Regions from separate parts of the Homo sapiens genome. Here region 1 is linked to region 2. Evidence: chromatin loops called from intact Hi-C (ENCODE). Cell type or tissue: heart right ventricle. All regions are shown on one strand. Each heading gives the region's core, and the rest is flanking DNA. Links, peaks and the distances in the headings are about the cores only.

What was found. Peaks named below come from ENCODE experiments on the same cell type or tissue, not always from the same donor. Only the 100,000 strongest peaks of a DNase experiment are listed, where the experiment ranks them.
Region 1: it touches region 2 in a loop (3-fold over the local background); 2 of 110 quality-filtered maps call a loop at or near these places.

The regions. Positions count from the first base shown.
Region 1 is chr15:93,825,356-93,828,280 of GRCh38, reverse strand. No RefSeq gene overlaps it. Among named protein-coding and RNA genes, the nearest start is that of LINC02207, 30 kb to the left of the region's middle. In heart right ventricle, for the core only: no CTCF peak of the experiment used is centred there; a DNase peak (open chromatin) is centred at 1,360.
Region 2 is chr15:93,883,768-93,886,692 of GRCh38, reverse strand. No RefSeq gene overlaps it. Among named protein-coding and RNA genes, the nearest start is that of LINC01579, 15 kb to the left of the region's middle. In heart right ventricle, for the core only: no CTCF peak of the experiment used is centred there; no DNase peak of the experiment used is centred there.

The sequences.
Region 1 (2,925 bases), core at 295-2,794, 58 kb after region 2:
CACTTCTATGGAGTTGTAAATGACACTACTGCAGTTTAGAAAACATGCCACAGAAAACCATGCAACTGAGATAAACATCCAGGAGGTCTAGAGTTAGTTGAAGTTGGAAAACTTGTTTGTTTCTTTGTTTTAGACAAAGTATCACTCTGTCGCCCAGACTGGAGTGCAGTGGCGCAATCTCAGCCCACTGCAACCTCTGCCTCCTGGGTTCAAGCAATTCTTAAGCCTCAGCTTCCGAAGTAGCTGGCATTACCGGCACCTGCCACCCTGCCCAGCTAATTTTTGTATTTTTAGTAGAAACAGGGCCTCACCATGTTGGCCAGGCTGGTCTCGAACTCCTGGGCTGAAGCGATCTGCCCGCCTTGGCCTCCCAAAATCCTAGATGACGGGCCTGAGCCACTGTGCACACCCAGAAAAACTTGTTTCTAAGCAAATGTCAGATATTTCCTGGGGGCTGCCCTGATAGGAAGGACACAAAGTCCAGCAGACTTGCATTAGGGGTATGTGGAAGTGGAGAGTCTTATTACATATAGTGAAGACTGGAAAAATGTGGGCCACACAATCATTGTTCCAACCAAATGTTTCTTGAGGACCTAACATGATTGGCATTTACCAGTGTCTAAAAGACAAATATATGCCCCATATACATAATTAGAACTGGTCTCTACCCTTAAAAATGGGGTCAGTAATTTGAACTATGAGTTACTAAATATTATAGATGTTATGCTAGAAGTCTCTATAGGGTACAGTGGGAATAAGATAAAAAGGAGGTAGAAAACTCAATGGGAGAATGACACTAGTTCCTGCATTCTCCATGGGGGTGGTATAGCCCCACAAGAGGGTGAAGATTGTTTCATGGGTGGATGTGGCAGCAAAAAACCATAATTGCATTTTAATAGCTTGTGGCTCTCCAAAGGGCTGCATTACATAAGCCAATATAAAGCACACCTGTGTTACTAAAATTTCATAGTGGCAGTTCCAAAAAGTCTTAAGTCTGCTGGGGGGTGTCAGTAATGAATAAAAGTGGTTGGGAAATCTTTAAAGAAGAGGGCTTATTCCCTAGACAATGGAGAGTGGGAAGAAGCAGCAACAGCATAGCACTGAGCAAGCCTAACTGAGGGCAATGGAACGGCATCACTGGGGCTAGGAGGGAGTGGGATTCTTCAGGAAGATTAGTCAGCCTGGAGAGGTGGGTTCAAAGAGACGGCAACAAGTGATAACCCTGGGGAGGCAGATGGACCTGATTCCACTCTGACATTTCTCAGAACAGCTGGGACTGCTATGTTGGATTCAAGGCTAAGACATGTGCTAACAAGAGCTGGGATTGTCAACAAGCCTTGCTGCCAAGGCTTTCCCTTTGGCTTTGACCCGTCTGACGTTGATATTGGCTGGTCCATACCAGATTAGCTCTGGACCCCTCCTGTCAACAGATCATTGTTTGTTTCCACCAGTTAACACTATTTGTTTCTGGACCAAAGTTGTCTCCCTCCTCTCTTTGCAGACCTTATGACTAGGGAGGCCAGCCATCCCATTCTGCCCAGGACATGGGACTTTGAGTGTTAAAACCAGGATGGTCCAGGGCAAACCGGGTGGCTGGGTTACCCTGCTTAGGACTGAGACTACATCCTTTTGTTCTGCAACAGGTCAGACGTTTGACAACCGAGCATCTTTTCCCTCATGTCCTACACCCCACCATTCAAGCCCTTGTCCTGTTGCTGCTTAGAGCAGCAATTCTCAACCACGGCTGCAAATGAGAATCACCTGGAGAACTTTTACAATCCCTGCTGCTTAGGGCACACCCTAGGACAATTAAATCAGCATGTCTTGGAGTAGAACCAGGCATCTATATTTTTTAAAAGCCTCCCAGATGATTCCCATATATAGCCAAGGTGGAAACCATTGGCTTAGAGCAGCAACAGTGATTAACTATTAATGTAAAATAACCATCACTGAGTTGACTCTAATTTGGAGGGACTGTCACTTTTTTAACCTTGGAGATTTAACACATATGCCTCAATATTAGGGTCATGAGTACATTGGTCTGTCAATACTTTGGAAATTAGTCATTAAGTCAATAGTTTAAACTGAAATTAGACATAGAAACACTTTTTTTCTAGTACCTATATGTCTGGTTTTTATCTCTGCATATATTCCTTTTTGGCAGGTTAGAATTAATGAAACAAGGCAGGCTCCTTTTGCAGGAGTTTACATCACATGAAAAGGATCTCAGATTTAAAATCAACCATAATACTTAAAACTAATGGTTTACTGCTGTTAGCAGCTGGTAGGCCTCTCTGAAGCTGGCATGAGTAATCTCTAATCATTCCCATCAATAACCTTCCCTGTGGTGGTGTCCCTGGGGATGCTGTCACCATTTGGAAAGATCGCCCATCTATTTGAATGGTTAGCATTCATGGAACCGCTTGCTAACATATGAAAGAAATAAAGGAATTAGTTTACAGCTGAAGCGCAGACTCACAAAACGTTAGCTTTGAGAACAGCTACTTAGGCATTGCACTAAAGCCCACTGAATATTCCTGGGACCTTCCATAAAGTCAATCTTATTAGCATGTTTTGTTTGTATTATCTAGCAACAACCTAAAACAAAGACAGAGAAACCTCAGCCCCTTGTAACTACAAGTGTATCTGATTTGAGCTTGAGTCTGATTCAGAGTATTTGAAAACGTTTTTCTTAAGGATTTTTTTTAAACCAATGGGATTTAAGTGGGAAATAAACATAGTAGTGTTTGTCTTCCTCTATGAAGAGGAAAAGCGTGACTATTTTGTAATGATAATATTTTGAAAACTATTCAACTATTGCATTTAATGGGAGCACATCCCTAGTCTCTGGCTGCCCCTTGGTTTCATGTGAACTAGTCTGAAGCACTCAAATTGTTCACCTATAAAGGAGAGAACATGAGGCCT
Region 2 (2,925 bases), core at 231-2,730:
AAAATGTATTGCACAAGGAAGAACACAAACCTTAACTCTACATTTGCTAACTTTTAGCAAATACATACACCTGTGGAACCCAAACCTCCATCAAGAAATAGAACATTAATATCATTCCAGCATGTTCCCCTAGGCCTCTTCCCAGTCAAATCCCATCCTACCCCTCCAGCAGAAGCAAGTTTTCTGATATTTTTCCACAACTTTTGCTTGTTCTTGAACTTCATTTGAATGTAATAATATAGTCTATAATTTTTTTATGTAAGTCTCTTTTTTCATTAAATGTGATGTTTTGAGCTCCATCCATGTTGCCATTATCAATACATCCTTCCTGCTGCGAGAACTGATATATCTGAAAATTTCTGTTGCTTAATATAATAGAAATCTATTTCTTGTTCATGTCGGAGTACAACGTGGGTATTTCTGGTTCAAGGACACCTTCCTGGATATGGTGAACTGGGGCCCCTGCTAGTTGGGGTTTCACCTTTTCCTAAGGCCTGGGCAGAGCTTCATTCAGCGGCTGATGCAGAGAAAAGGGACAGAAGGTAACCACAGTGTAAATATCCAGCCTGGAAGTGGCGCATATCACTCTGCACAGATGCCATTGGTGGGGTGGGGGACGGGGGGACGGGCACATGGCCATATGTGAGGAGCACAAAGGTGCAAAGCATAAGTCCTGGGTGAGCAGCTTCATTCCTGTACACGCTCCACACTATGGAAGGAAGAGTGCACAGTTTTGATGAAAAGATGGTTCTCTGCCACAATGTCTCACCTTAATCCCATGACCTCCCTCACACTATGCTCTTTCCTGGGATCCTCTGTAAGGACAAATGGAGCATAAACCCTACAAACCAATGACATCATGCCCACAGATTCCACACATCTCAAATCTGGACGTCAATTCCTGTCTATCTAATTGCAGTTTCCCTACAAACTCAGCTTGTCCATGAGCATTCTGCCACTTGCATGGGCTGCTGGATGTCCTCCAAGGCTGTTTCTAATGTTGTTTCCACTTCTGTATTCAGATCTCTCACCTCTGCTAACCTGCTCAAATGTTGGTAATGAAAAAATATTTCCTTAGGTAGGGGTCTGTCTGGTACGCAGAAGTTGTTTTCAAGCAAAATTACTAAAAATACAGATGGTCCCTGGCATACTATGGTACAATTTTTCGACTTTACAATGGTATAAAAGTGATAGGCATTCCGTACAAACCACATTTCAAATTTTTAATTTTGATCCTTTCCCAGGCTAATGATATGAGTACCATACTCTCTCTCAATGCCTGGCAGCGGTGGTGAGCACAGCTTCCAGTCAGCCCCGCCATCTCAGGGGTAAACAACAAATGCTCTACAGTGTACTGTGTTGCCAAGTGATTCTGCTCAACTGTAGGATATTGGAAATGTTCTGAGCACATTTGAGGTAGTCTAGGCTAAGCTATGATGTGTGGCAGGTGAGGTATATTAAATGCATTTTTGACTTAAGATATTTTCAACTTTATTGGTACACGAACCCACCATAAGTCAAGGCACATCTGTACAGAAATCTTTGACTGGAAAATCCCCTAATCATTGTCTTAACTTTTTTTTTCTTTTCAATCAAGCCATTATCAACAAGGCTCCTAGAAAGGTATTGAGATATTTACTATGTGTCTGGCCCTTTGCTAGAACTTTTCACATATGTTATCTAAATTAATTTAAAAATGTTATAAGACACACATTATTGTTACTCTAGGATATAGGATGCTGAGGTCCAGAAGGTGAATGGTATTCCGAAGGCAGAATTACAGAATAACCTGGGATTTGAATTCATGTAATTTGCAGTCTTGTGATTAGAAAAGATACTAAAGATTCTCTAATTCCTTCATTTCAAAGATAGGGAAATAGAAGCCTAAAGCACTCCAGTGATTTGTCTACATCCAAATGCTGGGGAGTGGCTAAGGCTTCTAAATCTATTATGTCTGTTTTTTTAAAAAACAATAAATGTCATTATTCCTACACCCTTGCACTATGCCTGAATTGATTCCTAGTTAACAGTGACCAGTAGGGCAGCTTCTGTTTGGAGGCTGCCTATCAAAATACTCAGCTTCCACCTGAATGCTGATGTCACATCAACTAGCTATCTTCCTAAAATGATGAAACCACACTTTGCCTTTGCTAAACACTTTTTCTCTTAAAGTCTTCCCAAAACCTGTTTAGCAAAGGCAAAAAGGCTTTAACAAAATTTCCCCTAGTTCAAAGGTATGAATTCACTGCATAGGTGCAATTCAAAGTTTTTGCTACCACAACAATCAGCTTCTCATATTACCTTGCTATGCTTTGCTTTTATTGTCTGAACCCAAATCAGCTTGGCTCAGCACTGGCAACAATGTCATATTTAACTGCTGTAAATATGTTTTCCTCGCTATCAGGCATCTTTATTTACTCTAAGTAAGGCAATAAACTAGTGTAGGTTAGGAGTCACCTACATACTGAAAATGAAATGGAAAAACATTCCCGCCAAGAAAATAAAATATCTTTGAAAGGTGACATGCCGTGTTACTTTTGTTAATCCCTAGTTGGGGGCCTTGTAAACACACAGCCAGAGTCCGCTGCAGTAAATACCTATGATGATATGTATCTAAGTGAGTGGGTATAAAAGGAAAAGAGAAAATATTTTCCCCCTAAAGAACAATAACATACAATCTTGTAAGCCAGTTAGCAAAGCACTCTGGAGAGACCTCACTTGCTGCAGTGATATGCAATTTGTGGGAAGCCACTAATTGCAACTTATAGAACATGGTTTTAAATCTTTCCAGAAAGTGCCTTGCTTATTCAAAATGAGGCATTTAAAGGCTGCAAAGCTGCCAAAAGCTCTTGCCCATGGTGACTGGCATTTTCCTGTCCTGGAGAGAGAGTAGGTCTAACATCTTATAATAACGATTGGACTCAA